Regions from separate parts of the Mus musculus genome. Here region 1 is linked to region 2. A link is a loop called in an ENCODE intact Hi-C map of the cell type or tissue named here. Cell type or tissue: gastrocnemius. All regions are shown on one strand. Links, peaks and the distances in the headings refer to the core of each region. The heading gives the core; the rest is flanking DNA.

Evidence for each region. Hi-C counts contacts between places; a loop is a spot of excess contacts. Peaks named below come from ENCODE experiments on the same cell type or tissue, not always from the same donor. Only the 100,000 strongest peaks of a DNase experiment are listed, where the experiment ranks them.
Region 1: it touches region 2 in a loop (4-fold over the local background); 26 of 42 quality-filtered maps call a loop at or near these places.

The regions. Positions count from the first base shown.
Region 1 is chr10:60,402,217-60,410,216 of GRCm38, forward strand. It overlaps Cdh23 (cadherin 23 (otocadherin)), which reads right to left. Exons shown (of 71, transcript NM_023370.3): 27 at 6,799-6,951; 28 at 5,159-5,272; 29 at 4,069-4,217. It overlaps Gm17455 (predicted gene, 17455), which reads left to right. Exons shown (of 2, transcript NM_001164374.1): 2 at 737-1,343. The coding sequence starts at 742. The coding sequence ends at 1,128. It also overlaps a transcript of Vsir not described here. Among named protein-coding and RNA genes, the nearest start is that of Gm17455, 6.5 kb to the left of the region's middle. In gastrocnemius, for the core only: no CTCF peak of the experiment used is centred there; DNase peaks (open chromatin) are centred at 3,748 and 5,851; H3K27ac peaks cover 1,209 bases.
Region 2 is chr10:60,694,008-60,710,426 of GRCm38, forward strand. Cdh23 (cadherin 23 (otocadherin)) reads right to left here and starts at 2,483. Exons shown (of 71, transcript NM_023370.3): 1 at 2,293-2,483. LOC115487528 (a small nucleolar RNA gene) reads left to right here and starts at 6,213; the gene lies at 6,213-6,357. In gastrocnemius, for the core only: a CTCF peak has its summit at 3,176 (motif pointing left); a DNase peak (open chromatin) is centred at 3,157.

The DNA of each region.
Region 1 (8,000 bases), core at 1-8,000, 290 kb before region 2:
AATCTCATATTGACCTTGGGCTACTTCTAGGACCCTGCCAGTCCACCAGAGCAACTCACACTCTGACTTGCGCCTGATTCATTAAGTGGCTTTCTGACTCTTAGGGCTTTTAAGTTTACGACTGTCTGGTAATTGCTGAGAACTGATTATAAAATGCCAGAAAGCTTTATATATCCCATGTTCTTCATAGCAGAGGGGTAGGGGATGGCAGAGAGAAGCCACGGGTATATACCCAGCCCTGTCACTAATCAGATGTATAAGATTCCTCTCTGTGCCTCTCTATGCTAACCTGTGACAAGCTATTAAGGGAGCATGCCTAACTACTGCCCCCCTTCTAGCCTCCAGTCCTCTCTGAGCCCAGTGAGCCACTCAGACACACCTGGGAATAAAAACCTATAAAGAGTTGACAGAGTGAAGGCAGAAGCCTGCCCCATAGCCCTGTTGTCTGCTGGACATTTCCACTATCCCTGCAGAGGATCCATCCCGCACAGGGAATGCCACAGATGGTCTGCGTAGACAGAGGATGGAGCTAAATTGGACAGTTAGCAGGTGAGCCTTGGTGTGGGTAGTGTGTGATGGGCAGCTCCGAGAGGGGCGCTGGCTCCCCCAACAGCCTAGGCTGATGGTCCATGGAAAGTAGAAGTTTTGCCCCCCATTGGCTTGCTCCAGGTAAGTCTCACTTGTCCCTGTCTGGGATGCAGCTTCTCTGCTCTGATTCTCTGTCCTGCCCTTGTAGGCACCATGAACACAGAGGGCTCCAGCCTCCTTAGCCCTCCAACCTTCCTTACGACCCCTGCCGCTTCTGGGACTTCCACCCAGGCTGCTGACCCTGTACCGATCCTCATCGCCCTGGCCTGCATTTTTCTGCTTCTGGCCTCTTGCCTGCTGTTCATGATGCTGTGTAAGCCAACTGCCCTGGACCCTGGCCGCCGAGGGGCCCGGGAATGCATGCCACATCACCCAGTGAGCCCCAGTGAGCCCAGGCTCCGGCTCTGGAAGCGCCTGGGCTCGCTGCGACGCTCTCTGCACAGCTTCCGACGAGGCAGGCCTGCTATCCAGCGGTGTCCTCTGCCGGACTCTGATGACCACCGAGGTGACTATGACTGGACTGAAGCCACCATGATGTGACACAGTGCCTGTCCACACACAGGCTCACCCGAGACCATTCTGTCTCTGATGGAACCTGACATCCCAGGCCATAGGACAGTGGTACCAGTACTCTGGACCCCTAAAGCACCCCAGTATTTTCCTGTGTGTTTAGTCTATGTCCTTTCCCAGAAGACTCTGAAGGCCCCTAATTCTGCTTGTTAACAGACCATTGAATCAAAAGATGAATACCCAAAGGCCTCTAGACCTTTACTCTGGGGCTCTGAGGTGTAACTTGAGGCACTGGAGCACCTGTTTTGGAAGCTAGGTATCTACTAATCCTAGGAATAGCACCCTATGGTCCCCCAGAAGCCTTGTTTATCTTCTGAAGATTCAGCTTAAACCAGCTGCTAAAAGGTCCAGGTATCTTCGCTAAGTGGGGTGCTTGCATCCCTGCATCTGGCTAACCCAAGGAAAGGGACTCCAGGGATCTGTTTCCTGCCCCTTCTGGTGGGTCTTATTCATTGCCAGCTAGGGCACTGGTAAGAATCAGACCATGAGCATCCTTTAGTGGCATCTGTCAGGACAGCCTGGGAAGACCTGAAGACAGATTAAGATGTTTCCTGTATGCTAAGTGTGGAAGCTCACACTTGCAATCCCAGCATTCAACAGGCTGAGGTGGGAGGATTATCTAAGGCAGCCCGAGCTAAACGTGAAATCACAATGCAGATAAGATCAAAACAAATCAGACAAACAAACACTAGGCTGTTGTCCAAGGCTAGGTGGAGGCTGTATCACCATGGTAGGAGGCTAGCCACTGCCAGCACCAGAGGCGATGCCACCTGGACCCCTAAAGCACCCCAGGATGCATGGCAGTGGTACCATGTCTTCCTGGGAAAGAGGTGGCCTCCTCTCAAGATAGCGTGGACCAGACCTCCCAGGATCAAGGCTGGAGGATCAAGGCTGGATGGCACTAGCTGTGCTCTTTGTGGTGTGGCAACAACCTCATCAAGTAACAGGTCAAAGCAGGCCCACTCGTGTGGTGTGGGCTGCTAGGGATCCTTTCTCTCACCCTCTCATGCCAGCCAAGGCTTTCTGCATCTTAGACTTGAAGATGGCGCAGAGGGAACCTGAGATGCTTAGCTCCTGTCCCAGAGTCAAATGATCCAGGAGCCCATCACAAGGCTGCCTACCCTAGTTAAGCCACTTAAGTCTTCCCAAGGACTAATCTCTGGTTTTGCTGTTACTTTGTCCAGAGCTGTCACTGTCTCCTCTGTGTCCACTGGATGTACCCACTCTACAGTGTGCATCTGGCCACTAGCTGCAATTTATATTTCGAGCCTCTCGTCCTGACCAGACACTTCAGGCAGCTGAATGATACTGTCCTCCCTGCTTACCGTTTATGCTTTATTAGTACCAGTAGTTCGAAGCCTCCTTTGTTTTCCAATAGAACTGCCCCCTCTCCCAGAATTGCTCTTGTGTCTAATCTGCATCAGGGAGGCAGGCAGCATGCACAGTCTCATCTGCCTTCTTCCCTATGAGCCCGGGAGCAGCAGGGAGCCAGATCTTGTGCCAGCGCTCACTGTACCCCACTCACCAAGGTTATCAGCTGTCAGCTTGACGCACACCCACACTGATCTCCCAGTGCCCCAGTGCTCCCACAGCCTAAAGGAAGGTGGTTCTCCAAGCATGCTACAGAGGTAAGGTCACTGTGCCTTGCTCCTGCGTCCTGGAGACCTCAGAAAGGGAGGGGTGCATCTTTGCAGGATACTTCTAGGGCCTAGGAGAAAGTGTCCTGAGATGCTGAACATCTGAGAAGTGAGGAGAGCAGAGGGGTGGGTAGGGGGAGCCCATGTCACTCAGGGACTCCAGGATGCAGACTCAAGTCTTACAAATGTAGAAACCAGAATTTCAGGGCTGGGGAAAAAAAATCAGCTTCCACTCCAAACCATCTTTAAACAATTCCCTGCCCCCCCCACCCCCATTTCTTCAGCTCCCTGAAACATCTCAGACTAAAATGTAGGAACGAGGCTCCCTTATGACCTGCTATGTTGTCCTTAGTTTGGGTGGGCTGCAGTTTCTGGGGTGCCTATCAGTGAGCTGAGAGTTGCAGGTACTAAGCAAGGGTGGGGCCCTATTGCCTCATGGTGGTGGTGGTGGTGGGGCTCTAATTCTTTCTTAGCTGAGGCCAGAGGAAGGGACCCATTTCCTCCCTCCTGGAGCCAGATGCTGGATGCCTCTGGTCTTCCTGGAATCTATTGAGAGTCTTTCTGAGCCTCTCCTGACAACTGACAGTGCCCACACGGGGAGGTAGACACATTCCCACTTCCTACTCTTCTTTTCCCACTGAGCCAGAAAACAGGCCGTAGTGGCAGGCCCATCTTTGCTGAGTTGGCTTACCCTTAGGATGAGTCAAAACACTGAGGCTGGTGAAATGGGCCATTCATTCCCTGTCTTCCCTCCCAGCAACTGAGAGCCCCCTTCCCTCTCCGTGTGTGTGTGTGTGTGTGTGTGTGTGTGTGTGTGTGTGTGTGGTGTGCTTCATTTTTAGGGTCCTCCTCCCTCTGGGCCTTTTAGCTGTGGCTCCTATACTGGGCCAAGGAGCTCTTCCTTTTGCCTGCTTCCTTCCAAGAGGGGAGCCTGGCCAACAAGCCGTGAAAGCAGCTCTGTTCTGGCCTTGCTGAGCCCTGGCTCTCGCGCTCTCTCTCCTTGATTCCTTTCCAGGAAACAGCTACTTTCCTCTCTCCACTGCTTTGAAAGGCTCTGGGGGACGCCAAGGTGAGCCAGGGCCCTGTCCTCAGCTAACACAGACTGTGGCCCATTCTTCTCAGAAGGGAGGAGGGACCATTTTTCTTCAAGTACAAGCCACTTCCAGCCCACCCTTGGATCCCTGCTGTCCCCACCCCTTATAGTATGATGCTATCGAGTATGAATACTCTCAGGGCTGAGCAGAGCCCTGCCTGGTCCTAGCTTGCCACCTACCTGCACAATGCTGTGGCCTTCTGGGATGTCTTCGGGGACACTGGCCTCATAGCTGCTTTGCAGAAAGATGGGCCGGTTGTCATTCACATCCAGAACTGTGACAAACACGGTGGCTGTACCCGTGCGCCTCTTGCCTACAGGGCCATTGTCTGTGGAGGGTGAGGGGTGAAGAAAAGGTATTAGAAGCTCTGTATGCCAGGCCATCAGCCAGAGTTACACAGTCCTTCATCTGCCTCAAGGGATGGTGGCTCACTGCCCTTCTGGACCATCAACACCACTAACGATATCCTGGGGCTGACATAATGCCACATCCCAGGGAGAGCCTTGTCTGGCTCATTCAGTCTTCACAACAAGCTAGGGAAGCAGGCAGGATTCTCCATCCCAATGCACAGCTGAGCTAAGCAGGGCACTAAAGAAGGTGGGATGAACGGTCAGATCCTCAGAGCCTAGGCACACTATTCATTTCATAAAAGGGGCCTATGGAGACATAATTAAGTTGAAGATCTTGAAGGGAGGTCAGTCCCCCTAGCCATTTAACCAGTGATTCAGTGACTTAGAAGGTTCTGTACTCTGATCACAGTGCGTGCCTGTAGCTCCTCAAGGAAAGCCAAGGCAGGAGGATTATTAGAGACCAGTTATTTGAGTATTGCTTGTCTCAAAAACCAACCACCAGCAAAGAGAAGGTCAGGTGAGGGGTGGGGCATGAGCCAAGGAACCCCAAGGCCACGGGACCTGGAGGAGCAAGGAAGAGTTCTTCCCAGAGGCTGGGGGTGGGGTTCGGGGTGTCTGTAGCTCTGCCCAGGGCATGGAATCCAGTCTCCTCCTGGCCACCTTCTGATGAAGACATTTTTTCTTTCCAGCAGAGTGGCCATGAGTCTACTTATTGGCCTGCATGTGGCTTTACCCTTCTTTATAGTTGGGAGCACATGATAGCCACTGAGGGGTAGTCACTCACCCCACAGTGCCCTGTGAGTGTGGGGGCCTTTCTTCACTAGCCTCGGGGCAGAGGGTTGACTCTAAGCCGGGCTCCCCAGGGTAAACTCTGCCTGGAACAGCCATGTGGGCAGTGTGCACGACAGCTAGCACTCACCTATGGCCTCCAGCACCAGTGTGTACGCAGCCGTGGTCTCACGGTCCAGGCCGACTACGGTTCTCACCACGGCATCACGGTAGCCCACACTAAACTTCCCATCCACGTTTCCCGCTGCAGGCAGAAGAGAAGGAAGACTTGGGTTGTTCAGCAGAGTTCTACAAAGTGACGCACCATGACTCTCCTCCTGAGTGGGAACCTGCACAGGATCCCTCAGAGGATGCTCTTACAGGTAGAGGGTGCAGCTTGTATGAGCACCTACTGTGTGCCAGGCACTCCAATTATGGACTAGTTCCTTTAACCTCCACTTGATCTGCAGTTCTGTATCCTGTCCTGTGCTCCTCCTGTATGTTCACTTTGGAGCGTGGGTCCTGCCCATGTTGCCCTAGCATCTCTCCCAGAGGAGGCTGAACAGCTGACCTGGGTAAGGGACATTTTACACATGGCTCAGGCCTGACTGGGGTACAAGTGTGAATTTCCCAGGACCCTCATCTTTAGGGATAGTGAGGGGCTGAAAGGACTACAGCTCTCTAGGCGGGAATTCAGAATGGCATAGAGGAGCATGTGGACAGGAGACAGGTGGGCTTGGTGTCCTTGAGTGGCGGTCCCCTTGTTGGGTGGAGCCAGGGAAGGGACTGTCTGAGACCAGAGAGGGAGAGACGCCGCCTGTGTGAGCAGGCTGCAGTACAGCACTCTAGCCAGCAGAGGGAGCCATTGTACTGTGCTCGGAACAACTGGTTACAGAGATTGACAATCTAGAAGGGCTCAAGGCAGGTGAGCAGGTAGAGTCCCTTTACAGGTGCTCTTTACATGGCTTGCCTCTGAGAGGAAAGACCCAGAAGGTTCCTCCCAGTCTAATGTGTCTTCTGCAAGAGACAGAACCCAGTTCTGCATGGGGCAGGCAGGAAATAAAGAGCAATTAGTGTTAGCGGCAGAAGCTCTCGGTTGATGTCATGTGGGTGCCTCACCAACTATGGCTTCCTGGGATGGTCTTTGGGCTAGGAGGTGGGAGTGAAGAGGAAAGGAGGGGAGAACCTGGGATCCCTTGCTGCTGAGGAGAGGTGACAGGGAGGGTAGTGTGTATGCTGCATATGTGTACAGGTATGTACACATAGATGTAGTATAGTGTGACGTGGCTTCAGGTGGCTCGTAAGCAGAAAGAAGGTGGGTATGGGAGGGTTACAGGGATGTGTGTCCTAGTGCCTGTCAGGTGGGTCAGGCATCAAAGAAAGAGGAAAACGGTTATAGCTCGTGAGGTGACAACCATAGAGCATGTTTGTCTTTTCCCACGGGGTCTACCTCCGTGGCAGGTTCACTTTCTCCAGAGAGCCAGGACAGGGCCTTATCAGCTTTAGCCACAACTCTATTGAACATGTTCCAGCCCAAACCAAACCCATCTCAACCAACAGATTTTATGAGTCCCCGAGGAGGGATGAAGCCACATTCCTGTAGTGACTGCCTTCTGAAGTGGGGTGAAGGGACGCCCCAGGCAACACTCTGTCCCCTCTGCCCATGCCCAGCACACCTTCAGCCTCAAAACTCCCAGCAAGCCCTTGGGGGCGGGGGGGGGCAAGGAAGTTGAGGCTGATTGCCACCCCCTCCCCCTGGTCCAGGTCCCTGCCAGGCAGCAAGGGCCGTACCTGTGATGAAGTAGCTGAGCTCCGCATTGAGGCCCACGTCATTGTCTGTGCAGTTCAGCCAGACCACGCGGAACTCACGGGGAACGTCCTCAGACACGGACACGTTGTACACGGCAGGGAAGAAGGTGGGAGTCTCATCGTTCACATCCAACACTGAAAATTGAAGGGACACGCTAGCCCAGGCCCTGGCTCCTGCTGTAGATGGCTGGGGCCATACTGCAAGGGTTTCCAAGGTGGGTTGTGGGCTCCAGGGGGGCTTATGTGTCAGTGTTGTCTGGTTATGAGTCCAGGAGGCCTGTATGGTGGCTAAGTCATCTAGGTTCAAACTGACCAGAGCTAGCACTCCCCCTACCACACTATCTATCCCTGACTGTCAGACTGAGAGGAGCACAGAGCATCCCCACCCCCAGGAGGCACTTAACAACAACAACAACAACAATAGCAACAACAGCAATGTGGCTGTCTTACACAGTCCACAGCCACGCCTCTCCTCCCAGCATCGTTCTGAGGTGGGCATTACCAGCCACACTCTAGGTGGGAGGACAGAAGCCCAGAGCAGTTGGATAACTTGTCTACAGTCACATAGCAATACAATGGAGGGGTCATGGTCTTGGGGAACTCGATCATAGATGGAGGGAGGGATTTGGGGGATCCTAGGAAGCTGGCTCTGAAGTTTATCCTTTCTAAAAACTTAATTTCCCTTAAATATTTGTGTGTCCAGCCTTCACAGCTGGCCACTCCTCCTTGGGTATACGGGGCTTAGGGTGACCCTTACAAGTGACATGGCCTCCCCTGCTCTCTGTTGGTATCGCTGGGAGAGGTGACAGGCCATTGTTACTATCTATGGTTTTTGCTGAGCTTGGAAGAGGTTCTTTGAGGGTCCTCTTTGAAGAGGAAGTCACCTCATACTGATTATTTGGTGATGAAGTAGGCCCCCAAACTGGCTCCTGCCATCAATAAGGGGGTCTTGTATCCATAGGAGAGAGGACAGCTGGCTCTGAGACCCTTGCTATGCCAGGTCTCGACTGAGGAGGACCAGGCTGTGTGTCTGTGTTAGGCTCACTGCTGGTCTCTTTCCATGCACCCTCTGGATAGAGAGCCAGGGCGGCCATGCCAGGTTAAGCCCTGCACGTATGTCCTCAGGCTCGTTCCTGCCTCCATCCACACACTGTCAACGTCTCCATCTTTCTCAGAGCTAAAAC
Region 2 (16,419 bases), core at 1-8,000:
GAATAGCTCAGATTTGAAAATAAACATAACGGGGACGCTCCAGGCAGAAGGAAAGTGGTCCCAGATGGAAGCCTGAATGTTCGGGAAGGAAATGGGAGCAGTGCGCAGACAGAAATTCTGGTAAACACAATGATCCTGGATGTAAAAGACAGGAAAACGAATGTTTAACATCAAGAATTTAAGGTCACATGATCATAGGACGGGAGTCAGGAAGAGCTTGCAAGACTTGGGGTGTTTTAAAGTCCCTGCATTGTCTAAGAGGTCGGTAAGGAGGTGACTGCATGATCGCACCAGCAACTCAAGGACTCTCTTTTTCTCTGGCCCTCCCTGATGGAATAGTAATTCAAAGGATCGCTAAGTAACCAGCAAAAGGGGAGCAGGATCGTGCTTAAACACTCACACACACTCACACACTCATGCATAATCATATACACTCACACACACTCATACACACACTTACATACACACACTCAAATACTCACACCTACTCATATACACTCACACAAACTCATATACACACACTCATACACACACTTACATACACACACTTATATACTCACACCTACTCATATACACTCACACACACTCATATACACTCACACACACTCATATACACTCACACACACAATTACACACACTCATATGCACTCATACACACTTATACACTCATACACACACTCATATACACTCACACACACTCATATATACTCACACACTCAAATACACTCTCATACACTCGCACTCATACACACACTCATATGCACTCATACACATATACTTGCATACTCATACACACATTCGCACTCATATACACTCACACACTTATACACACTCATACACACTCACATACACACTCATATGCACTCACCCACACTTATACATACATACTCATATACTCACACACTCATATAACACACACTCACATACTCATACACACACACACACACACACACTTACACACTCATACTCACACACACATACACATGAGCATGTGCTGAAATGTTAAGGAATGGCTGCTAATACATACAGTCATACTATACACATCATTCTAGAACTTGCTTTTGTTTTGTAGCTTTGTCTCTATTGTCACACAGTGAACCTGTCCCCTCGTTACATCTGCATGTGTTCTAGTAGAGGACAGCTAGGATAAAACATCGATCTGCCAGGTCCCATATGGCTTTCCTGGTCTCAGGTATGGAGCTGGCCAAAGAATGAACAACAGGTCAGGGAGAAGGCAGAGCCCATGGGGACTGAGGGACACTGGGCAAGGCCTGCTCTTGTAGGCTCAGAGTCTCCCGCTAACTACACACAGAAACCAATTGCCCTTTATAAAAGAAGAGCGGGCTGAGTATAGTAGCACACACCTGTAATCCCAGCTATTTAAGAAGCTGAGGCAGGAGGATCACGATCCAAAAGTTAGCTTGGGCTGCCAATGAGTTCAAGGCTAGCCTTGATAATTTATCAAGATGTCGTCTCAAAGTAAAATTTAAAAGAGCTGATAAAGATAAAGAAAGATAAATCTTTATCATTGAGCATGGAAAGGTCTGGGTTTGAACCCCCAGTGCAGCAAACACAAAACACAAAAACACAAACAAAAACAGAAACAAAAAAGTACACCCTGGAGCAGACATCTGGGCCTCCTCTGGGCCATACTGCATCACACCACCTGAGAGAAGAGCCACTTCCATTTTAGCCAGGTTGTAAAGAACAGGAAGCGTGCTACGGAGCTCTAGATGTGGCTCAGAGAACAGAATTCAGTCTGACTCTGCCACAATCTGTCTGAAGGACCCTAAGCAGGTCACACACTCACCCAAGCCTCCTCATCATCAAGAATCATGGAGTGGAAGGTTGGGGGGGGCGGTGTCTTTCCTGCTTAGGGAGGTCTCAAATCATCTCATACTCTCAGAATCTTCTCAAAGAAGTTTAAGAGGGTTGCATCAACAAGCTCACTCAAGCTCTCCACAGCTCTATGATGCTGTGGCTTATAGTACTGTCCCCATTTCGCTGATGAGATCATTGAGGCCCAGTGGCTATTAACTGGACTGTAGGTAAGATAAATGAAGTGGAGGCTTCTGTAGCCCCAGATGTTAGCTTTTTACTCCCATGGGGGTCCAGTGGTCACGGGACAGCTCCCAAGGATAAAGACCTAGGGTGTCTTCATTTTGGAGCCATAAACCTATAGACACACAGAAGCAAGCGAGGGATGGCGGAGGTCGAGGGAAGGCATTCACAGGCTCCCAGCTGGTTTACTTAGAATGTTGGGTGCACACACCTCTTCTGTCCCCCACTTACCTGGCCACAGCTGCTCCGGCATGTCTCCCAACCAGCCCCCAGGAGGCTAAGCACCACGGGCAGGTGCATCTCAGGCACTATGGGGCATGAGGAAATGTACTACAGGTACTGGGAAGTGGTTGGTAGGAGTCTGAGGCTAGGTAGTGAGGCTCATAGTCATCCCTCACCAACTCTCCTCTGTGAGCCAGTGTGAGGTCCATGAGGATGAGCAGGAGAGGCTGGGCGTGATGGATGAGTGAGGACACATGGACCACCATTATGAGGAAACATAGACAGGAAGAGCCAGCATCCAGGCAGACATGCCATAAGAGCCCGCCACTGTCCATGGGGATCGTCCTGACCACTCCTGGCTGGAGGTACCTGCCTTGGACAAGGACATCCCATCAAACTCTCCTAATGTTCTAGAAATAAAACACCCGCACTCTGCAGGCGAGGAAAGGGCTGCGGACCAAGAGCCTGGGGCTACAGGCTTGTAATCTCAGCCACTCAAGAGTCTGGGGCAAGAAGACCATCAAGTAACCCCAGGCACCTTAGCAAGTCTCACCTCAAAACAACAAAAAGGGTCGAGGTTGCAGCTTGCTGTTAGGCTCTGGGCTCAATCCCCAACTCTGGGGGGAAAAAAAAAACTTAATTGTATAAGCTGGCCATGGCCAAGGACCAACCAAGAAGTAACATGTGATCCCAAATCACCCTAAGGAATCTCCCCAGATCCCGCCAGCCCTTTTTCTGACAAAGCCAAGTAGCTTTGGAAGAAAGCGGGGAAGCTGCTGTCCAGAGGCATCCGGGAAACTTAGAAGATACTGCCACCTGATGAGGGTTACCCAGGGCACAAAGGCTCCCAGTCCCCAGGGGAGTCCAGATCTGCAGTGCAGAGCACCACCTAGAGGCGGATCTCAGCACAGCACCCCCCTCCAGGCTGGGTGGAGAGCGGGCAAGAACCCCACAGAAATGTGGACCAAAACCACACCCTGCTGGTGTCCCCAGTGCCACCTGTCCCTCACTCTCTTCCCAAACCACCAGGTTGCCTGATTCCAGACTCACTGGGCCTGTGTCCCTAGCCCTGTCTCTAAATATGAACTGAAAATCACCTAAGGCTTAGGAACTGAGGTGGCTCAGCTGTGTGACGCTGGGCAAGTTGCTGCCTTTATCTGAGCCTCAACTCCTCCTCTGGTTATACTGGGTAGAAGAGAGGACAGATAAGTCTGGCTTTAAACTGAAACCATAACAATTAAGGTTAATTAACCTCTGTGTGCCTCGGTTGCTCATCTGGAAAATGGGTTGATGACCCAGTTATTTACTCTCTTCCATCAACCAAAGAAGAGCTTGGCTCCTGGGAGTGCCCTGTGAATGTTCCAGATAATCCCTACAGCCCATACTCTGGCTGTGGACTCCGTACCAGCCAAGAGCCCTGGTGGGTAGGACAGTACTCTCACTGAGGCCCACGAAGTGTCTAGGGGAGGGCTCCTACCCCTCCTACCCTCTCCTCTCACCTCATACTGATGCCTTGTGGACACAGTAAGCGCAGATCTCCTCAGATCTGCAGTCTACAACCACAGAAGATGATGATAACCACCCCAATTAAACTTCTGGGGAACTAGAAACAGGTGCCCTGCGCCCCAGCTCACCCCAGGCCCAGAGAGAGGAAGCAGCAACTGCAAACTCCCCGGAGCATTAGAGGGTCAGCTGAGGCAGGGGTTCCCCTCTCCTCCCTGACAGAGACATGCAAACCAGCATGGGGACAGCCCCGGCTTCGGGCTTTATAGGTGTTGTGTTTCTCTGCGTGAGGGTCAGTTTCATCATTTGTGAAATGTGGGTGTGACCCATGGTCTCTTCCTTGGATGTAAGAAAAAGCTCCCAAATGTCCTCCATCAATGGTGGCCTGGGGGTGCAGCGCTTGCATAGCACATACAAAGCCCCAGGGTCTATCCTCAGCACCGCATAAACCTGAAATGCTGTCACGCACCTGTAATGCCTGGAGAGTGAAGGCAGAAGTGTCACCAGATCAAGGATAGCCTTGGCTAAGTAGTGAGTTTGAAGCCAGCCTGGGCTACATAAGATCCTATTCAAAAAAACAAACAGAAATCAATACCTCCCCATCTAGACTAAGTGTCCTCTTGTACCTAATATCTGTCCTTACTGGTGCACCGGGGACAGGAAGGCAGGGCTAGCTGCCGAGACTATCGGGAGGGAGGCAATGGATGTCTCTCCTCCTTTCCAACACTGGGGAGAGAACAAAGGTGGAAAGAAGGAACTTCTGCTTGCCACACACCTCAGCCTCTTGCACCTTCATTTATGCCCTAAGAACGGCCACTGGGCTTCTCTGGAGCCCTGCATGGAGTGTGTGCATCATGAGAATGTGGTGGGAGTGTCCACCCATCCTTTTAGCAATGTCAGAAGTAGGCACTGTCTTCGTTTTATAGATAAATCAAGGCTCAGAAAATCTGAAGTGGTGAAAGCTGGATTCTAACCCAGGTGTGGGCTTGTTGGTTGCTAGGAAACAATGCCCGGCCCTTTTCAGATTCAGTGGGACTTTAACCCCACCACCCCGTATGCCCATTAGCCATCACACCCCAAGTTTATAGGAGAGGAAACTGAGCTTCCAAAAGGGAAAGGAGGCTCCGGGTCCTTTTCCCTGCCTTCCTGGCGGATGCCTTGGGAGTCAAACAGATTACAGTAATCAGCTAATGCCTGCGTGGGGCTCGGAGATGAAAAACCCTCATTGAGTGTGCTAAGTATGATGATTAAATGGGAAGGTGGAATTAGCCTCACAGGGGGAGCTGGCTGCAGCCACGGGAGAGGATTAGCCACTCGCTGAGAGTTTAAGATGCAGGTGGGCAGAAGAGGGGACTGGTCCTGCTCATCTCAGAATGGGAGAGTCTGGGGACCTGGGAGCAGCGGTCGAGCCAAGTGATGACAGGCCAGCAGTCAAGGAGAGCAGAGTGGGCTCTCAGCTCCTCACCCGCTCATTCATTCATTCATTCATTCACCTCCCTAGCCTGGACTGTTGTGGACTTACTGGTTCTCAGACACTGCTAGGTCCAGGGATACAGCCAAGAGCAATGCAGAAAACTCTGGAGACACTCCCAGCTTAGTGAGGAAGACAGGCGTTCTAATCATAGATCATGAAAGTGTTGCTCATTTTTAAGTTTCCTGACAGTATGGTGAGCTTTTCGGTTTTTAAGGACAAATCCTCGAGTCGTTTCAGGGTTACAGCAAAATTGAAAGTACAGACTTCCCAATCTCTCCCACCTGCCACCCACCCCGACCCATGCTCCCGGGGTGCCCACCTATCTATGTCCGATATCAGAGTGACACATTTGCCACATCTGGCCGTGCTGTGGTGACACATAGTCGGTGGCTGACAGATCTGGCACTCTGGGTGGTATGTCTGGGTGGTATGTGTTCTGTGCGTTTGGACAAATGTATTTATGGCATGTATGTTAGCTTACACTTTACGAGGCCTTATTCTTTTTGTTTTGTTTTGTTTTGTTTTGTTTTGTTTTGTTTTTTGAGACAGGGTTTCTCTGTGTAGCCCCAGCTGTCCTGGAACTCATTTTGTAGACCAGGCTGGCCTTGAACTCAGAAATCCACCTGCCTCTGCCTCCCAAGTGCTGGGATTTAAGGCGTGCGCCACCACGCCCGGTGTAGTCTTATTCTCTTCAAAGGGCATACATAGCAAATTATTTACAGAAGGAAACAGGAGACCTCTATAGCAAGGGTTGGGGGTTCAAGGGTTAGACACACAAGAGAACATGGTTGAAGCTGGGTCACAGGTACATGAAACCTATCATAGCATCCTATTTCTCTTTTGTAAATGCTTCATTATTTCCATGGTAAAAGTTTAAAATAAAAACACACAACCTCCCACTATACACACACACATACATATGCACACATGCACACACACAGAGACACACACACACCCTTGGCAATGGGCAAAGAATCACCTTGTTGGTGGTATGGCTCTTATATCAATCAGGGGACAGAGCAGATGACAGTCCTTTGTTCATTCTACCTTGATACCTGGCTTGGTGGCCAAAATTGTCTTATGCCTAGGATGCAAAAAAATCTAATCCAATCCAACCCAATCCGGGCAGTGCAGCTTGGGAGGAGGAAGACAGACAGAGACCTGTGGATCACCACGCCACTCGAAGACCTGCCCTCCCACGCCTGGCACTGGCAGACCATAGACCTACAGGTACCACACCATGCAGGGCTGATGGAAGATGTCACCCAGGGGCCTGCCAGCCATGTGGCCAGCCTGTAGCAGGAACCACCACAATGTGCATGTTTGCGGTGGTCAGATGGAGAGAAAGAGAAATGGAGCAGCTTGCGCTTGCGCATTATGAAGAGAGACAGAACCAGAGACTCGCAGGTCGAGCAGAGTAACCTGGTGTGAGCAGCCAGCCCCTCCACCCAAGTCCACGGTCAGGTCCCAGCCCAATCTGTCTGTGAAGGCCATATCTGAATCCGGCCCAGCAGGAGTTGGTGTCAATGTCTGTAGTTCATGTTACCACTAGAAAACATGGGGATGTCTCTGGTCGGGACCACCACCAGGGACCATGCAGATGTCCAGGGGCTCTGCATAACTGGTCCCCACTCGTCACTAGATGCAGTGCTGCAGAGAACTGGCCCCATCTCTCACTGGCAGCACCACTCGGGAGAGCACCTGAGCCCTGCACCTCACCCAGGCAGCAAGATGGAGCTATCCCTGGTGGCAGGGGTGTGGGTGAGCTGGCCCGAGGGCATGAAGGTAAGAGAACCGACCTTGCCACTTGTCTGCCGTGGGGTAGCATGGATGCAAAGATGATGTCCCATCCCCACCTGACCCCCACCCCCACCCCTCACCACCTCTTGGTCAAGGGGGCGCAGGTGAGCCTCTCTCCCAAAGTTGGCGTGGGGTACGGTGGGTGACTCCCCATCGTCAGTAGCCAGGAGAGTTGACCCTGGGGTCATGAGAGCAGGGATGCCTAGCCCTGCTCCCTCACTGGCTATAGCACTCAGGAGAGCAGGCCCTCTACCCTGCCTGATAGGAAAGGCACAGGTGAGCCTGTGGAAAGAGTGGGAGAGCTGGCCCAGCCTCTCACAGGCTGCAGCACTTGGGAGAGTGAGCCTTGCAGTTTGACTGGACAGCACAGTGGAGCTGGCTCTGGAGGCGTGGGTGCTGGTGAGCTGGGCTCCGAGGGCATGCAAGGAGAAGAGCTGCCCCTGCCTCCCGCTGATGGTGGCATTGGGTGGTCTAGCCAGAGCAGTACCAGAGAGCTCGCCCTGGTGGTGCAGAGGAGGGAGAGCTGGAGGGCTGACCAGATCCAGGGTTCTGAACGGTTCCATCTCCAAATCTATATCATCTGCAAAGGGCTGGGATGCATGAAATGGCCAGCTCTGCTGATCCAAAGTGGCAGGATCTCCATGACACAGGGCAACAAGAGGATAACAGGGAGGAGTCCCAGTGAGGATCCAATATTGATGGAGTCACAGAAGCCAGAGACCTCGAACCAGAGCAGTAACTCATTGCAATGAACATTTGAGAGAAGATGTGTGGGCAGAGGGGTAGACTGTGGGACACACTGTGACATAATACAGCTTATATGTTGAGATGTCTTCTATGCTTTGTATTTGTTGTTTTTTTTTTGTGTGTGTGTGTGTGTGTGTATATGTATATATATATATATATATATATATATATATATATATATATATTTAACGGGGGAGGTTGCAAGGGCAAAAGGTGGATACAAGGGAACGGGGAGATGAGCAGGACTGGGGTGCATGATGGGAAACTCACAAAGAATCAATAAAAAGTTTAAAAACAAACAAAAACAAAACAAACAAACACAACAACAAAACCCACAAACCAAGTGTAGTAATACTTGCCTATGATCCCAGCACCCAGGGAACGAAGGTAAGAAGATTGATTGTCCCTGCATCTGTGGCCAGCCTGGGTTATAGTGTGAGACTCTGTTCCATACAGTATAACCCAAAACAATAAATAAAAAAAATAGAGGAGTTGGAGAGATGGCTCAGTATTAAGAGCACTGACTGCTCTTCCAGAGGTCCTGAGTTCAATTCCCAGCAACCACATGGTGGCTCACAACCATCTGTAATGGGATCTGATGCCCTCTTCAGGTGTGTCTGAAGACAGCTATAGTGTTCTCACATACATAAAATAAGTAATTTTTTTAATTAAATAAATAAATAATAGATTCAGGGCTGGGTACGTAGCTCAGTGGTAGAGTGCTAGCCTAACATATACCAGGCCCTGGGTTCTGTCTTCAATACTGCAAAAACAACAGAAACCAAAATAAAACCTTCACACAGAGTCAAACAAATCATTGCAGGCATGGTGTCACAGAGGGAAGGTGGTGACTGCTGGGTCCTCTTTTCACCTGGGCCAGCAGGGTCAGCTTGTGGCAAAGTGTGGCACTGGGCGCCCTAGTGACAGCTAAAGGGACTCTTTCTATCTCTTCCCTCCCCCAAGGGCAGGATGCTGGCATCCTGGAGGTAGGACCTACCTGTTGGGCAGCAGCAGCAGCTTAGGCAGAGTTCTGAAAAACCCAGGAGTGGTCCTGAGGTCCCTTTTCAGTGGGTGATAGAGGGAGGGCCCTGAATTCAAAATGGGAAACATATCCAACTCGCTACTCTAAAGTGACCAGGAAAGACAGCATTATGCTCATCCCAAGTGGCTGGAATTCAGGTTTGGAGACTCCTGCCTGGGTCTCCTATGAATGGTACCTACCCCATCTAGGGACTATTTACACTAACATGCATGCAAATGCTATAATGTAGGTAAACTTTAATAAGTAGAAAAAGACCAATTGTATTTATAAGTGAATGTTTCTGCTCCGTTGTTTTACTTACTTTTTATAAAAACAAAACCAACCACCACCACCACCACCGAAACCCAACCTGTGTACATGGGTTGACAAGAAGGCTCGGTGGGAGCTTGCCACCAAGCCTCATGATCTAAGTTTGATCCCCAGGGCCTAGATAGTGGAAGGAGAGAACTAACTCACCCAAGCTGTCTTCTGATCCATACATACATGGATCACATGCCTTCCCCAGCAAAACAAATCTTAACATTCCTGTGTATCACTAATAGAGGATCAATATCACCTGTCATAAACAGAGAGCAAGAAACCTTAGAAAGAACACTCATTCATTCCCGGTGGACAAGATCTTGAACCTGGGCTGACTCTCTTAAAAAGAACATAGGCCAGAGAGATAGGTCAGTAAGTAATTGCTTGTTGGACAAGCAAGAGGACTTGAGCTGTGCTCACCTTTAACCCCAGAACTTGAGAGACAGAGACAGGAAGATCTCTGTGAGTTCGAGACCAGCCTGGTTTGCAGAGAGATCTATGGTTCCTGCCCATGGAGGACTATGTATGGCCCTCGAGTAATGTTTCTCAACCTGTGGGTCCCAACCCCCTCTGGAGGTTGAAGTCAGATATTTACATTGCAGTTCATAACAGAAGCAAAAGTAGAGTTATGAGGGAGCAATGAAAATCATTTGATGGCTGGTGGATCGCCACAGCATGAGGAACTGTATTAAAGGGTTGCAGCATTAGGAAGGTTGAGAACCTCTGAGCTAGAGGAAAAGAAGTATTCAAGAAAGGAAGGAGCTGCGAGGTCTCTACTAATCTCTGCTAATCCTGGCTATACTCTCTAATAAGGACCAGCTATGAGTGTCTAGAAAAACAGTGAACAATGGGCAAGAAGAAACAAGAGCTGTGCCCACCTCCAAGGGAAAAGAGTTTCATTCTAGTAATGAAAAGATTTACAGAACACAGACAAGAGAACACACAGGAGCGTGGAGCCCTGGGCCCCACTGTGTAGCTCCTCCTGCCCTGACACACAGCCAGAATGCTGTTTGTTTGAACATTCTCTGGCTTCTCAGAATGTTGCTCAGTTAGAAGCATCTCCTAGGTATATGCATGGAGGTACCAACTTATTCCACCCATCCTGAGGCCTCCCCTGTGCTTGGGAGAGCCCTGCCCAGCCTGCCGATAGGGGCATAAGTGTAGGGCAGGGTCTACACAGTCTCTCCTCACAGGCTCTCAACGTTGGCAAGGGATTTAGGTGTCCCAGGTCCCTAGAACATGTTCCAGCATGGCTCCAGGCTGTTAGGTCCCTTTGGTTCTATGACTCTGTCCAGGGGATAAGATTTTTTAAAAGACTCTGAGAGCTTGTGCTAGTTTTATGTTCTCATGACTCTGATCAAATGCTTGACCAAAAAAAAAGGCAAGTTGAGGAAGTGTTGAGGTGGACTTCCGGCTTGAGGAGAAACAGTTCATCCGAGTGAGGAAAGGGTAGCAAGCCAGAATGCGATGCAATTAGTAACACTGCATCTACAGTCGGGAAACAGAAATAGAAGAGATTGCTGGTGCCCAGCTCTCTTTCTCCTTGTTATTCAGTCCCCAGCTTAGGTGCTGCCCACAGCTTAGGGGATGGTGCTGCCCACATGGGTCTTCCCCTCCCTGACAGACATGCCCAGAGGTGTGCATCCTAGTTGAGTCCAAATCCAGCGAGAGTGATGATGGAAGGGAGCCATCCAATGGCCCTGCGAGCACAACACGGGCTCGGAAAAACAAACTCAGCATCAGGTTCATGTCCCAGCATGATCAGAATTTTGGCATCCGCAAGACATTCGAGATCCTGGGCTTCAGAGTGGTCAGTGACTACTAGAGTCTCCCCAGTTCTAAGCCAGCCCTAATTCTCCCCCACATTTCCAGAGTCTGACCTTTACACAATAGGACAAAGTGGCTGACTTTTACACAATAGGACAAGATGTGAGGAATGGCAAAGAACAAAAAAAAAAAAAAAAACAGAAAAGGAAGAGTTGGGACTTTTGCCATCTCCTCACAACCACCCAGAGGCCAATCACTCAGCAGGAAGCTGGCATCAGCTGGCCTGACATGTTGGGGGGGCACCTGACCGTTCCATCCCTGGGAGCTTGGTAAGCAGAAGGTGAGCTCCAGACACCTCTTTTCAGAAAGGGGACTTTTGAAGACGCAAGGCCAGACTTCTGCATTTTTAGATCACAGGGCATCATTAGAAAATGCAGAAGGCTCAGTTTCTGTTTCAAAGAGTGCTTGCTGAGTGGCAGTGGCTCATTTCCCTCTTTGAGTCTCAGCAAAAACTCAGCAAATGTGAGAGAGAGAAAGAGAGAGAGAGAGAGAGAGAGAGAGAGAGAGAGAGAGAGAGAGAGAGAGAGAGACTGAGCCTTACCTCAGCAGCTAATGAGCCCCAGAGAGCAGGTAGGAGGTGTGACCCTCTCACTGCAGGTGGTGGCCCTGCACCCCACCTGGGTTCCAAAGATGCCTGCCAGAAGTGAAATCACAGCTCTGTATCTAGACTCGCCCCTCAGTCCTCACCCTTCTTCACCCCACCCCCGCCCCCGCCCTCCCTCAGGCCTCAGGTGAGAGGGAACAGGTGGAAAGATTTAGTGGGGGAGGAGGGAAGCCATGCATGGGGGCACACGGAGAGGCAAGATGTGGCACTTGAAATGCAGAGAGCACCCCAAGTCTGTGACTGTGTCTGCAGAAGTCTGAATGAGCTCGCAATGCACCTGCTCCTTCCGGAACCTTCCAGGCGAGCCCTCAGCCAGAACAGGAACAGATGAAGTCTTCACACCCTCTCTGGCCAGGGGCAAGCTCCTGACAACCGTCATCCATCTTTCAGAGCGTGGTGGTCCTCTTACAGGTTGCACTGGTGACATCTGGAGACTTGTCATCACTCCTGGGCTATGAAATGGGGTGGATCAAGCCCTCTGCGTCCTAGCAAGTGCTTCTGAAGGGTCTGATGAAACCTGCTGTGGCAGAACTGGTCCCAGAGGCCTTCAACCTCGGCTGCCTCTGCTGCATACAGCTGCATGCCTCGGTCTCTACTTCGGGTCCTCTGACATGTCCATGCTAACTAATGCCTGTTCTGGGTGTGACTCCATGGTTGACCGTTCCTCTGTTTTCTCAGACACCAAACAGTGACTTCAAACCGGCCATGGGACGATACCACAAGGGCACCTATCAGGCCTTTTCAGATGCACAGCTTCTGCCCTGTGCCAGAGCCACTTGCCAGAGCCACTTCCTGAATTGTGCGGGATGTGACTGGCTTAGTGTATGACCAGAAATGAAACTTTGGGTAGATTTGCTTCACCCTCTAGCTTCCCTATGGGGCATCCTCCTATCCCTGAGAGCAGAGAGCAGACTTGCTCTCTCATGATGTCACCTGCCAGCCAAGGCTCTAGACCTGGGTCACCATCTTGTCTCCTTTGTTCCTCTTTATGGTACCAGCACCGGGGAGAACAAGTAATCCTCTAGCCAGGGGTGACCAGCTAGTTCTGCATGGATTGGTTCAATCTTCACAAGAAGTCATGGCGACAGGCCCACAAGGAACCAGACCTACAGAGGCTTGTCCAAGGAAGGTCACTGACCAACTGGAAGGAGTCAGGTTCAAAAAGTCTTTTGTTCTTTTAACTGAGGTTTTTATTTTGTTTCATGTGCATTAGTGTTTTGCCTGCATGTGTGTCTGCGTAAGGATGTTAGATCCTCTGGAACTGAAGTTCCAGACCATTGCGAGCTGCCATGTGGGTGCTGGGAATTGAACAATGAATGCTCTTAACTGCTGAGCCATCGCTCCAGCCTCCCAGAAGTCATTCTTGAGCAGAGCCCCATCTAGCATAGGTTGATCTAGTTGGAGCCTAAGTTGGAACACGGACAACACTCTCTGTTTCTGACTCTGATGATCTGGACCCAGCCCTGACTCCTCCTATCCCCAAGGGAGGCAAACACACTGCAGTCCATGACCACAGGGATTTGGTGAATTCCTGATCCCACCCAGAAACCCCAGATTAAGACCTGGATATGGGTCTTAGAATAAGGCAGGAAGACCGTGTGAAGCCCAGGGCTCTAGAATGTTCTGCCCCAGCGGCATGCTTTCTCCAGCAAGAGTGTTCCTCCTAAACATTCCCAAACAGTAACACCAAATGGGGACCAAGTAATTTAAATATCTGAACCTATGGGGGACACTGTCACTCAAGATACCATATTGTTTTGTTTTGTTTGAGACAGAGTTTCTCTGTGTAGCCCTGGATGTCCTGGATTCTGTAGACTTAGCTGACCTAGATCTCACAGAGAGATGCTGCCTCTGCCTCCCAAGTGCTGGGATTAAAGGGGTGTGCCACTGCTGCCCAGCCAAACCACTACATTCTATTCCCTGGGCCTCATAGGCTTCATAACCTGAAATCATCCTCCCTGTTCAGCAGGCTGCTCCCACCTCAGCCACGAGTTTTAACGGAAGGACTTTTGGGATATCCATCACTACATCGATATCACACAAGGATTCTCTAATATTCAGGCCTTTTAGAACACAGTTCCCCATGAACCCTCACCAGAATCACGTTTAAAGGTGTTTGTGGCAATAGAGTACTTTTCTACCATGTCCCACAAAACTCTCATTGCTCCATTCCTGTTCCTGTGTATGTGTGTATATGTGTGTTCATGTGTCTGTGTACTGTGAGCATGTGCACACAAGAAACAGAGGGCCACCTCTAGATCTTTCTCAGATACCATCCACTGTCCTTTTTGAGGGACAGAGTCCCTCACTGGCCTGGGACTTGCACGTAGGTTAGGCCTGTGAACCCTAGGAAACCTGCCTGTTTCCTAGGCAGCTCCATGCTGGGATTACAAATATGCCAGGGGGAGGCTTGGGGTATCGAACTTGGGTCCTTGTACTTGCAAGGCGAGCACTTTGCCGACTGTGCTACATCCCAGCAACACAGATCTCGAAATAAAAGTGCACTGTTCTGCGGCACCTCGATTCCAGTGCCGATTTCTGTCTCTGCATACTCATGTAAACAAACAAACATTAAAGGAAGCCATGTCCTGGGCTTAGAGGCTTCCGAACAATAGAAAGATATGCCTTACAGTTCCGGAGACCAGGAAGTCTGACACCAAGACGACAGAGGCTTAATCCTGGCATCTGCTCTCCACTTCACTAATGACCGTCCTCTTAGTTCTCACTGGAAGGGATGGGAGCACTCTCGGACTTCTTTCATAAGGCCACTGACCCCACTCCTGAGGACCAGACGGTTATTGTGAGGTCACCTTTGAGAGCCCTGACCTCCTAATGCCATTGGCTATGGAGTTAAGGTTTCTTTCCATACATGAGTAGAAGGACATTCAGTCTAGTGTAGCAGGGGCTATTCTGATGCATTCTACACATGTCCATCATCTTGCAATGGGCGGTGCTACAACCACATTGACAAACTGAGAACCGGGTGGAGGACACTGAGCTGGCCTGCCGTCACAGTCACACAGCCAGGAAGAGGAGGGGCTGCACATCCACGTCCACACCAGTGGGCTGGATGGTGGCTCAAGCTCTTGTCCTAAGGATGGCACCTGCGTTTTAGTTTGTTCCATTTGTTTTATATTTTTTTAAAGATTTATTTATTTTTTATTATATGTAAGTAGCTGTCTTCAGACACTCCAGAAGAGGGAGTCAGATCTCATTATGGATGGTTGTGAGCCACCATGTGGTTGCTGGGATTTGAACTTTGGACCTCCGGAAGAGCAGTCAGGTGCTCTTACCCACTGAGCCATCTCACCAGCCCCATTTGTTTTATATTTATCTGTGCTCGTGGTGGGGGCAACCCTTTCTCTAGCTTAGCCTTTAACTACCCAAGCGAGGAGGCTGGTCTAAGGGTCAGAGTATGTAGCAAGTCAGCTCCCGTGCCTTCCCTTTCCATCCCCAGCTCTCCTGACTCTGGACTGGATGTGCCTGGGAGGCCGACCCAGAAGTATTTGCATAGATAGATGCTAGCAAGGCCTGGATCAGGGCAAAGGTGAGCACTGAGCCACTGGGCAGAGTATGGTCACACACAGGGAAGCTGCTGGCCATTTCAACAAGCTGATTAAACAGCAAGAAGTGGAAAGAAACCAAGTTGCTAAGAGCTGAGAACATACCGTCTTTACCACTATGGTTTGGAGTTAAGCTCAGGGCAGCCTGAAGTTGTGCTTGCTCACAGTCTGAGGTCAAGGCTACTTTTTTTTTAATCGACCACGTGGCTGAGGCTAAAGTGGGAGGGGAGAGCTGTGTACCTGTCTATGGTGCCTGTAGGCAATGCTACAACTTGTGTTGTGCTGTGCACTTTGTGTGGGTGGGAAGTAGGCATGTCACACTGTCACAGGCATGGGACTGACTGTTGTCCTTGCTCTTGAGACAAGGAAACAAGATATAGGAAGGCTGGCTTGCATTCCAGTGAGATTTCTTTGTTTTGTTTTGTTTTTAAAGATTTATTTATTTTATGTATGTGAGTACACTGTAGCTGTCTTCAGACACCTGAAGAGGGCATCAGATCCCATTACAGATGGTTGTGAGCCACCATGCGGGTGCTGGGGATTTGAGCTCAGGACCTCTGGAAGAGCAGTCAGTGCTCTAACCCACTGAGCCATCTCTCCAGCCCCCCAGTAAGACTTCTTGACACTCACACTGTGTCTCATGTCCCACTGTTCATGCTGGAGTGACAGTCACAGCAGTCCACGCTATGGGGAAGGAAGGGTACATGGGAACTGGGGCACCAGGGCCTTAGCAATCCCAGATCCCTTGCCTAGCAAGAGGAGGAAGAAGATGTGTGTGCTCTGGGCTGGGGCAGGATTGAAGTGGGCCCAGGTTAGCAGAGGTCTAATGCAGCTTACCTCTTAGTTCAACGGAACCAGCACCAGGCCAGGGTTCTGAGCAATACATCCAGATGGCAGAAAATGGAAACAGGCAATGTGTATAATGAACCAAGGAGAAGAAGCCAGGCATGGAGGAACAGACAGTTAAGCATGGTGCTTGGGAGGCTGAGGCGGAAGAATCTTGAGCCTCTCTCAACAACATAAAACCAGGGCCACGGAGAAACTTCAGACTTCAGGAGAACAAGAAAGGAGGCTGGGTGAGGACTTGTGAGTCTCTGAAGGACTGGGTTTAATTTCCATCTCTGTTCCTCAGTAGCTGAGTGGCTCTGGGAAAGTCAGTAAAGCTCACCGAGCCTCACTGAGCACGTATGGTCCAAGGCAGGGAACCTACATAGAAGAATCCTCCACCTACGGCAAGATGCTTGCACGCCACAAGTCATTGTGGCCAGAAGACTCA